2 separate regions of the Homo sapiens genome follow, and region 2 is linked to region 1. Evidence: read pairs that join two places in POLR2A ChIA-PET (ENCODE). Cell type or tissue: K562. All regions are shown on one strand. Links, peaks and the distances in the headings refer to the core of each region. The heading gives the core; the rest is flanking DNA.

Evidence for each region. Peaks named below come from ENCODE experiments on the same cell type or tissue, not always from the same donor. Only the 100,000 strongest peaks of a DNase experiment are listed, where the experiment ranks them.
Region 2: POLR2A ChIA-PET joins it to region 1 with 5 read pairs; 2 of 35 experiments call an interaction of 5 or more read pairs at or near these places.

What each region holds. Positions count from the first base shown.
Region 1 is chr3:57,809,972-57,815,353 of GRCh38, forward strand. The region is part of intron 2 of SLMAP (sarcolemma associated protein); the gene reads left to right. Among named protein-coding and RNA genes, the nearest start is that of SLMAP, 56 kb to the left of the region's middle. In K562, for the core only: no CTCF peak of the experiment used is centred there; no DNase peak of the experiment used is centred there.
Region 2 is chr3:57,542,425-57,547,806 of GRCh38, forward strand. It overlaps DNAH12 (dynein axonemal heavy chain 12), which reads right to left and starts at 1,920. Exons shown (of 74, transcript NM_001366028.2): 1 at 1,773-1,920; 2 at 277-479. The coding sequence starts at 446. RefSeq lists an enhancer at 1,508-2,058. In K562, for the core only: no CTCF peak of the experiment used is centred there; a DNase peak (open chromatin) is centred at 1,967; H3K27me3 peaks cover 658 bases.

The DNA.
Region 1 (5,382 bases), core at 78-5,077:
ACATACCCCTTGCTTGCCATACTGCAGATAAAGAGGAGAGAAGAGCTGCAGCCCTTCAGGGAGCTCAGACCTGGAGCTCCCCAAGCCAGGGCTGTGACTCTTTGGTTCCCTGTGGTTCCTGGAGGCTCCAAGCTTCCAGGTGCCACCATGTTCCCTGGTGGCAACCATGGAAGCTGCTTGCGGTGTGCCTGATCTAGCCACAGCCTTACAGAGAGCCAGCACCCATGCTGGCACCTGGAGCTGCCCGCCCCACTGCAGCAGGCAGCATGCCTGTGCACAGTGGTCCGACCCCATGCTCGCTTGCTTGCACACCCCTTGCCACTCCATGCCTGGCTTGCCGTTGGCAGGCATGGGATCCAGGCTGGTAGCATGAACCGAGTGCAGCCTGCCAGCCCAAGTAGGCAGAATGAGCCCAGCAGACCCGAGCAAAACTCAGGCAAGGGCACCACCAGCCACAGAGGTTTCTGGCCAGAAAAGCGACACCCCAAGGATCCTGCAACAATTTTTCTCTTATTAGAAAAATTCTGTTGATTTCACTTTCTCTATTAGCATTGCTCATTTATTTGCTTCCATTTAGAGCAAAACTTCTTAAAAGATTTATCTATATATGCGGCCTCTCATTCCTCTGTGTCCATTTTCTTTGGAATCATTCTGGTAAGGCATTCATCTTCCGCTACGTCCGCACTGTTCTTGCCAAGGTCGTCGGTGGCTTTCAGATTATTTCCAGTGGTCAGCGTTTGTCCCTTACCTTACTTGATCTATCAGCATCATTTGACTGTTGATCTCTCCCACGTTCTTGGAAAACATTATTCACATAGCTTCCAGGACATATCACTTTCTCTTGGTTCTTTTCATACCTTACTGGCCATTCTTTACAATTTCCTTTGGTTGGTCCTGTTTTCCATGACCTTGAAACTTTGAACTGCTCCATGTCCTTGGACCTGTTGTCTATCTGTACTTGTTCCCTTGGTGATCTCATTCTGTCTCTTGGCTTTAAATTCTGTTTATATGCTGACGACAGCTTAATTTATATCTCAAGCTGAGACTTCTTCCCCTGAACTCTAGGCTCATATATCCAGCTGCCTTTAAAAAAATTTTTATTGTGATAAAATAAATGTAACATAAAATTTATCATTGTAGCCATTTTTAAGTATACAGTTCAGGGTATTATATACATTCATAATGTTCTGTAACCATTATCACCATTCATCTCCATAACTCTTTTCATCTTGTAAAGCTGAAGGTTTTTAAATATTAGACAGTAACTCTCCATTTTTTCCTCCCTCCAGTCCCTGCCAGACTCCATTCTTTCTGCCTCCATGATTTTGGACCCCTGAAACTACCTCAAATAAGAGGAATTATGTAGTATTTTGTCTTTTTGTGACTGGCTTACTTGATTCAGTATAATGTCCTCAAGGTTAATCCATGTTGTAGCATTTGTCAGAATTTCCTTCCTTTCTAAGGCTGAATAATATTTTATTGTATGTATATTTTTATGTCATATTTTGCTTATCCATTCATCTATTGATGGACACTTGGGTTGCTTTTACATTTTAGCTATTGTGAATAATGCTGCTATGATCATGGATGTACCAGTATCTCTTTGAGACCCTACTTTTGGCTATATACCCAGAAAGGGAATTGCTGGATCATATGGTAATTCTTTTTCAAAATTTTTGAGGAACTGCCATATTGTTTAACACAGTAGCTGTACCATTTTACATTCCACCAACAGTGCATAAGGGTTCCAATTTCTCCACATCTTTGCCAACACTTATTTTCTACTTTTTTTGAGAGTAGCTATCCTAATGGGTGTGAAGTGGTATCTCATTGTTTGCATTTCTCTAATGATTAGTGATGTTCAGCATCTTTTCATGTGCTTATTGGCCATCATATATCTTCTTTGGACAAATGTCTATTCCAATCCTTTGCCCATTTTTGAATTGGGTTCTTTGTTTTTTAGTGGTTGAGTTTTAGGTGTTCTCTATGTATTCTGGATACCAATCCCTTATCAAATGTATGATTTGCAAATATTTTCTCCCATTCTGTGCGTTGCCTTTTTACTCTGTTGATAGTGCCCTTTGACACACAAAAGTTTTTAATTTTCATGAAGTCCCCTTTGTCTTTTCTATTGTTGCTTTTGCCTTTGGTGTCATATCCAAGAAATCACTGCCAAATCCAATGTTGTGAAGCTTTTGCGCTATGTTTTCTTTTAAGAATTTTATACTTTCAGGTCTTACATTTAGATCATTGATCCATTTTGAGTTCATTTTTGTATATAGTGTTACGTTAGGCTCCAACTTCATTGTTTTGTATGTGGATATCCAGTTTTCCTAGCACCATTTGTTGAAAAGACTATTCTTTCCCATTAAATGATCTTGGCACCCTTGGACATAATCTTTTGACTGTATATGTGAATGTTTATTTCTGGACTGTCTATTCTATTCATATTCTTTTGAATATGAGATATATGTCTGTCTGTATGCCGGTACCATACTGTTTTGATTAGTGTAGCTTTGTAGTAGGAATCAGGAAGTGTGAATCCTCAAGTTTTGTTTTCTTTTTCAAGATTGTTTTGGCCATTGAAATTCTATATAAGTTTTAGGATGAGCATTTCTAATTTTGCAAAAAACATCACTGGAATTTTGATAGGGATTGCATTGAATCTATTGATTGCTTTGGGTATTATTGGCATCTTAACAGTATTAAGACTTCTATGATTATGGGATGTGTTTTTATTTATGTCTTTAATTTCTTTCAGTAATGTTTTATAGTTTTTATTGTACAAATATTTTACCTCTTTGGCTAAGTTAATTCCTAAGTTAATTCATTAAAAATTTTTTTAAATTTTTCCTTTTTTTTTCTTAACCCCTTTCCCAACTCCCTAAGTTAGTTCTTTTTGATGCTACTGAAAATGAGATTGTTTTTATAATTTCCTTTTTGGATTGTTCATTGTTTAGTGTATAGAAATGCAACTGATTTTCCTGTATTGTCTTTGTATCTTACTACTTTGCTGAATTCATTTATTCTAACAGTTTTTTTCTGGACCATTTAGGGTTTTCTACATACAAGACTATATCATCTATAAACGGATAATTTTATTTTGTCCTTTCCGTTTGGATGCTTTTTTTTTTTTTTTTTTGAGACAGAGTCTTGCTCTGTTGCCCAGGCTGGAGCGCAGTGGTGTGATTTCGTCTCACTGTAACCTCCACCTCCCGAGTTCAGGTGATTCTCCTGCCTCAGCGTCTCGAGCAGCTGGGATTACAGGCATGCGCCACTGTGCCCAGCTAATTTTTGTATTTTTGGTAGAGATGGGGTTTCACCATGTTGGCCGGGTTGGTCTCGAACTCCTGGACTCAAGAGATCCTCCCGCCTTGGCTTCCCAAAGTGCTGGGATTACAAGCCACCATACCCTGCTGGGTATAAGCTTTTAAAATTTTAATAAATATTGCTGAATCATTTTCCAAAAAAGTTGTATCAATTTATAGTCTCATGTCCAGGACAGTGAGCCTTCTGTATCCATGGGTTACACATCCATGGATTCAACCAATTTTGGATGGAAAATATTTGGGGGAAAAAAAAGGATGGTTGCGCCTGTACTAAACATGTACAGAATTTTATTTTTGTCATTTTCTAAACAATACATCATAACAACTATTTAAGTAGTATTTGTATTAGGTATTCTAAGTAGTCTAGAGATGAATTAAAGTATATAGAAGGATGTGTATAGGTGTTAATGCAACTACTACATCATTTTATAAAAGGGTCTTGAATATCCATGGTGGCTTTGGTGTCAGTCCTCTCCATGGATACTGAGACATGATGTATATGAAAATGTTGTTTCCTCCACATTCTTGCTAGAGCCAGTTATCACTAATCTTAGTCTTTGCCAAACTTATATTAAACATCTTGTTAGTTGCCTATCTTCCTGAGCTTTTAGGCTTGAGAGTTTTGGCGTCAGGTGCCTGTTTGTACCTTCCCATACATGTCTTTTTTTTTTTAATGGAAATTTCAAATAATATAGGAAGGTATAATGGGAAGGCCCTTATCCTTATACTGTGTCCCAAGTAGCATTTTGAGTTTTGAATAGAGTGAGTTATGACCTTCTGTGAGCATTATTCTTTTTTTTTTTTTCTATTTTATTTTTTCTCCCCGCAATACTTTCCAAGTCATGAGCCCCTCTCTCAGGGTGAACCCATCCGAGGGTGTCCTTCAGTTGCCTGCCTGCCTTCTTTCCATTCATCGTCCATCTCTGTCACCCAGGCGGGAGTGCAGTGACACAATCATGGGTCATCGCAGCTTCAATCACCTGGGCTCAAGCGGTCCTCATGCCTCATTTTTTGATTTTTTGTAGAGACAGGGTCTCACTTTGTTGCCCAGGCTGGTCTTAAACTCCTGGACTCAAGCAATGCGCCCACCTCAACCGCTCAAATTGCTGAGGTTACAGGTGTGAGCCACCGTGCCCAGTCCTCTGAGCATTATTCTGTGGCTTGACTGGGTTTCCAGCCCTGTTACTTAGGGCCAGGAGTGCAGTAGGACCCTGGTTTAGAAAAGGAATTATGACATCTGCTAAATACTATTTAGCTTAATTTATTCATAAATTGGTTCACACTGTTAATTGAATAGTTACAGATCTCCTAGTCTGTGTAATATATTCTAAGCATACTTACATACACATGAGAGCTGACTAGTAATTTCCTCTTGATATAACTTCACTTAGGGCTGGGTGCAGTGGCTCATGGGTGTATTCCCAGGACTTTGGGAGGCTGAGGCAGGAGAATCACTTGAGGCCAGGAGTTTGAGACCAACCTGGGCAACAAAGTGATGCCTGTCTCTACAAAAACAAAACAAAACAAAACAAAAAAACTAGCTGGGTGTGGTGAATGTGTGCCTGTAGTCCCAGCTACTCGGGAGGCTGTGGTGGGAGGATCTCTTGATCCTGGGAGGTTGAGGCTGCAGTGAGCTGTGATTGCCTACTGTACTCTAGTATGGGTTACAGAGCAAGACTCTGTCTCAAAAACCCCCCAAAATTTGGGATTCCCTAATCCAGCAGTCTCCAACCTTTTTGGCACCGAGGACTGGTTTCATGGAAAACAGTTTTTCCATGGATGGTAGGTAAGGAATGGTTTCAAGATGAAACTGTTCCACCTCAGATCATCAGGCATTAGTTAGATGTGCAACCTAGATCCCTCACATGCATCGTTCACAATAGGGTTTGCACTTCTGTGAGAATCTAATGCCACCACTGATCTGACAGGAAGTGGCGCTCACGTGGTAATGCTCACTCGCCCTCTGCTTACCTCCTGTTGTGCGGCCCATTTCCTAACAGGTCACAGACCAATACCAATACCAACTATGGATAAGGGACCCCTGCCCTAATCC
Region 2 (5,382 bases), core at 1-5,000, 270 kb before region 1:
ATACCTCAGTATACTCATCTAAACAATGGAGCTAACAATAGTACCTACCTTATAGGATTGTTGCAAGAAGTATAGGCGATAAGAACAATGTCTGTCAGTGTACAGTGTATAATATTTGCTACCATTACAATTACTTTTCAATTGTTTTTCTAATTAACTTGAAAATAGTATTTTACCCATGAACAACCTCCACAGTTAAAACTTTTTAGGAGAATATGAACACTAATCATTTTACTTGAATTCCAAGCAAGAATTATCTACTAATATGCTACTTACACTAACTGATTAATTTTCTGCTGCTGCTCCTTGGATCTTCTGTATTTTAGCAGCTTACTTTGTGTTGGTGTATCAACGCCTATGTTTTCTGGGAGATGGACAATGGGGGGTAACTTCAAGTTCAGAGCTTCCTTTTCTGCTGCAATGGCAGCTTTGTTTGCATCTGACATCTTGATCCCCTAAAGATTAAAATACTCTGTACTCTGAGGAGAAAAAGTCCATAAAGCCATTATTATGTCAGCAAGCCTCGACACATTCATAACATATCTAACATATCAATACCAAAAGTAAAATTCTAGACACTTTTGGATCTTCCTCCCAAGTATGGTATTAGTCTAAAGAATGACAGTTGAGGTAAGTTGGCAGGGATTCCTGTTAGAACTCTAAAACTCACTTATGAAGCAATGAGCCAGTCAGTTCCCCTTCAGGGCTTGTTTCCTAATGGATGAAACTAAGGAATTGAATTAGATGCTCTGTAAATATCCCTACAGCTGTAGCATTCTGGGTGCAAAATTTTCCCGAGATGCAAACCACTACCACCACCACCACAACAAATCCAGTTGTTGAGGGATGATCCCCTTCCCAGTAAAAGCTGATATTTAACATCATTAATGGTTTTTTTTTTTTTTTTTTTTTTTTTGAGACAGATTCTTGCTCTGTCGCCCAGGCTGGAGTGCAATGGCGCGATCTTGGCTCACTGCAACCTCCGCCTCCCAGGTTCAAGTGGTTCTCCTGCTTCAGCCTCCCGAGTAGCTAGGACTACAGGTGCGCAACCACGCCCAGCTACTTTTTTGTGTTTTTAGTAGAGACAGGGTTTCACCATGTTGGCCAGGCTGGTCTCGAACTCCTGACCTCAGATGATTTCCCGCCTCGGTCCCCCAAAGTCCTGAGATTACAGGCGTGAGCCACCGCCCCCAGCCAATCATTAATATTTTTAAACATCAGTATGATATCTTAGTCTTGCTGCCTTCCAAGAAAGTGATGCTATGATCAAGCAAAAAATAGGCATACTTGATGCATGGCAAATATAAAATGTCATGTAAATGCTCAAAAATTTTACTGTGGGCCAGGCGCGGTGGCTCACGCCTGTAATCCCAGCACTTTGGGAGGCCGAGGTGGGCGGATCACCTCAGGTCGGGAGTTCGAGCCCAGCCTGGCCAACATGGTGAAACCCCATCTCTACTAAAAATACAAAAATTAGCCGGGCGTGGTGGCAGGCGCCTGTAATCCCAGCTACTCAGGAGGCTGAGGCACAAGAATCGCTTGAACCTGGGAGGCAGAGGTTGCAGTGAGCTGAGATCCCGCTACCGCACTTCAGCCTGGGCGATAAAGCGAGACTCCGTCTCAAAAAAAAATTGTACTGTGATAACAACTATATTTGCCATGAATGCCTACAGGATTTGGAGATTCCTGCCTTGAAAGAGTGTTTAAGTTGGCACCCAAATCGCGATACCTGCCCTGGGAGAGAAAGGAAGAGAACAGCAGAGAACAAGTACCTGATTGTTTCTCACTACTTCCCCGCTGCGCAGACGCCAGAGAGAGAGAGAGACAGTCAGAGCCTCTCCTCAGGTGAAAGGCAGGGGGATAACGAGGGAGAAACCTCCGGAACGCCACCGGCTCTCAAACGAGTAGCTGGAGAAGGGCGGTCGCTGACCGGTTGGAAACAACGTCGTCGCCATGGAAACTGTGGCGGCCCCAGCTGGAGGGGCTGGGTGAAGGTTGCCTGGAGAGGCAGTTGCCAAGCTGCAAGGGGTTAGGATTACCTGTCACAACAATAATTCGTTACTCAAGTAAATGGGGTGTGAGGTTTTGTTTGTTTGTTTTAACCTAACTGCCTTTCCTGGGAAGGGGACCAGGAAATTAGAATCTTCAAACTGTGGAAAACTGCAAGACTGGAAATTTAGATCTGTTGGAAAACAGATTTATGGAAACACTCTCAGCAAGAGAATCAAGTCTTCAAATGTCCCCTAGTGACACCCTGTAAATATTGTAACTAATCAGCAATATAATTTATCTTGCTTCTAGATTTGCTATTTGTTGACACAGCACTTCCAGGAATTCTTTGGCAAAATCAAACAGGTTAAGGTGTGTGAATTTAGTGGTATGCTGGGAGAAAGATGTGAAATTTTGCTGTTTGAAGCTGCACAATGCATACTACATCTAAATGATAATAGCCTACGAGAATACTATGTGCCAAAATTAAATTAGGGAAGTGAATACTGCCGGTGTGTTAACAGCATATTCATTCAACAAATATTTGAGCACCTTCTATGTGCCAGTTGCTACGTAATTTTTTTTTTTTTTTTTAATGAGAGTACAGCCTACACTATTGTGTCTGGCACAGAGTAGGTGCTCTAAAATGTCATTTAAGCGAGTGAATGAACAAGTAAAACTTCCTGGTAGTTTGTAAAAGCAAATTATCTTTCTGTAGAAAATAAAATACTTGTATAAATAATGTGACTTTTTTTTTTTTTTTTGAGACAGAGTTTTGATCTTGTTGCCCAGGCTGGAGTGCTCACCACAACCTCCACCTCCCAGGTTCAAGTGATTGTCTTGCCTCAGCCTTCCAAGTAGTTGGGATTACAGGCATGCATCACCAAACCCGACTAATTTTTTTTCTTTTCTTTTTTTTTTTTTTAGTAGAGACGGGGTTTCTCCATGTTGGTCAGGCTGGTCTTGAACTCCTGACCTCAGGTCATCCGCCCACCTCGGCCTCCCAAAATGCTGGGATTACAGGCGTGAACCACTGCACCATGCCACCTTTTCTCTTTTAAACTCAGTCCTATGACAGATTAGACAGTTTTTTTAATGTCAATTTGTTAGGGTTTATTTTTTAGAGACAGGGCTCTCGCTCTGTCACCCAGGCTGGAGTGCAGCGGCACCATCATAGTGAAAGGAGTCAGCTAGATTTTGCATTAGGTAGATAGCAAGGGAAGGGTCCCCAGAGAACCCCCAGCCCATGGGTCAGTGCCTCATCCCCACATAACATAAAAAGCAGCCTGGGAAAAAATTCAAGCGGCAGGCACCAATAAGGGAACTAGCACAGGGTGTTGTGCCTGGAGACATGCCCACGGCTCCACAGATAGAAAAATCTCCAGCCCATTTGGACAAAAACTTGCACAGACCTCCTCCTCACTCACATAAAGGAACAAAGAAATGCCTTTGTCCTTTGTATAGTCAATGGGCTCCCAGGGAAAAAAAAGTTTATTTTCCTTTTGTGGGTATGGGCACAGTGGGCTCCAGTAGGTTCCAGTGGGCACTCTACTTTCCTTTATTTGGATTGTAAGTCCGGCTTCTAGGAATCATCACTTCAGCTCCTGATTTGTCCTGGGCCAAGGTCCAGGGCCAAACTTTCTCTTCAGTTCCTGATAGGTCCCGAGCCAAGCTAAGCAGCATCTATGAATCATCATTTCAGCTCCTGATTAGTACCAGGCCAAGCCCCAGGGTAGCGGGGTCGGGGGACGAAGCACATTCCTTCCCCTTCCCAGTCCATAAAAACCCTGGACCCCAGCCTCATAGGGGGCACCCCATTCAGGTCCCCCTCTCTGCTGGCAGAGAGCTTTCTTCTTTCTCTTATTAAACGTTCGTTCTAAACTAACCTTTGGGTCTGCGCTCCTTAATCATCTTGGAGGTGGGACAAATAACTCCAGGTGTTATCTCAGACAATGAGAAACTGTTACATCTTGGTGCATTGCTGAGACTACAGCAATAGCTCACTGCATCCTCAAACTCCTGGGCTCAAGGGATCCTCCCACCTTAGCCTCCTGAGTAGCTGGGACTACAGGCACACACCACGACATCGGCTAATTTTTAAAAATATTTTGTTGGGACAGTGTCTTACTATGTTGCACAGGCTTGCCTCAAACTAGTGGACTCAAGCAATCCTCCTGCTTCAGCTTCCTAAAAGTGTTGGGATTATAGGCATGAGCCACCATATCTAGCCTGAATGTCAATTTGGTTAGGCTAAATTAGAAGAACTAAAGAGAAGGCAGCAATCTTGTGTATGATATACCCACCTTCTCCCAGTCATTAATCAAACACTAATCTAGGGCTGCTGTGAGGAGATTACAGCTCAATTCAAGTCCCTGGTCAATTGACATTGATCTAAGAAGATTATCCTGGGTGAGCCTGACTCAATCAGTAGAAATCCTTTTAAAAAGATTTAGGCCTGGCAAAGTGGATCAACCCTGTAATCCCAGCACCTTAGGAGGCCGAGCCAGACAGACTTCTTGAGGGAGTTTGAGACCAGCCTGGGCAACATGGTGTAACTCTGTCTCTATTTTAAAAAATTAAAAATTAAAAAAATAATAATAAAGAGATGGGCATGCCCTGAGTCAAACTCCAAACAGCAGCTGGGTCTATAACTGCTCTCCATTTTCTGGTTCTTCCCTTCCTGACAGATAGTCTGCCCTACAGACCATGGACTTGGTTAACCAGCCCCCTCCATTGCATAAGCCAATTCTTTGTTTAAAAAAATATATATATATGTATAGACATACACACACACATATATAGATATAGATATAGATATAGATATAGATGATATGTATTATATCTTAGTGGTTCTGCTTCCCACTTTGAACCCTGACTGATACAATGTACGTCCTTTTTTTTTTTACTTTAAAAAAAAATTTTATTATAGAGACAAAGTCTCACAATGTTGGCCAGGATGGTCTTGAACTCCTGGCCTCAAGCAATCCTCCTGCCTTGGCCTCTAGATGTGCTAGGATTACAGGTGTGAGCCACCACGCCTGGCCGATGTACATCCTTTTTAATAGCCAATGTTTCCAAAAGTGTGTTCTTTTACAAGAACAGATTCCTCTTGAGCTTATACAAATAAATAATATTGCCATAAAACAAGAATACTCATGAATAGTTTCCTAATTCTGGAGATATCAGGTAGAGAGAAAGATAAATATTTCAATTTTACTCACAAAATATACCAAAAAGTTACCAAATTGCTATAAAACTACAGATAATGCAGAGAAAAAAAGTTTTCTTAACTCTGAAAGAAAATAATAATAAAAAGCAACGTTTCAAGCAAAAAAGTCATTAAAATCATTTCAGTCCTCATCAGTTCCGTCCCATGTAATTAATTTTTGTTCT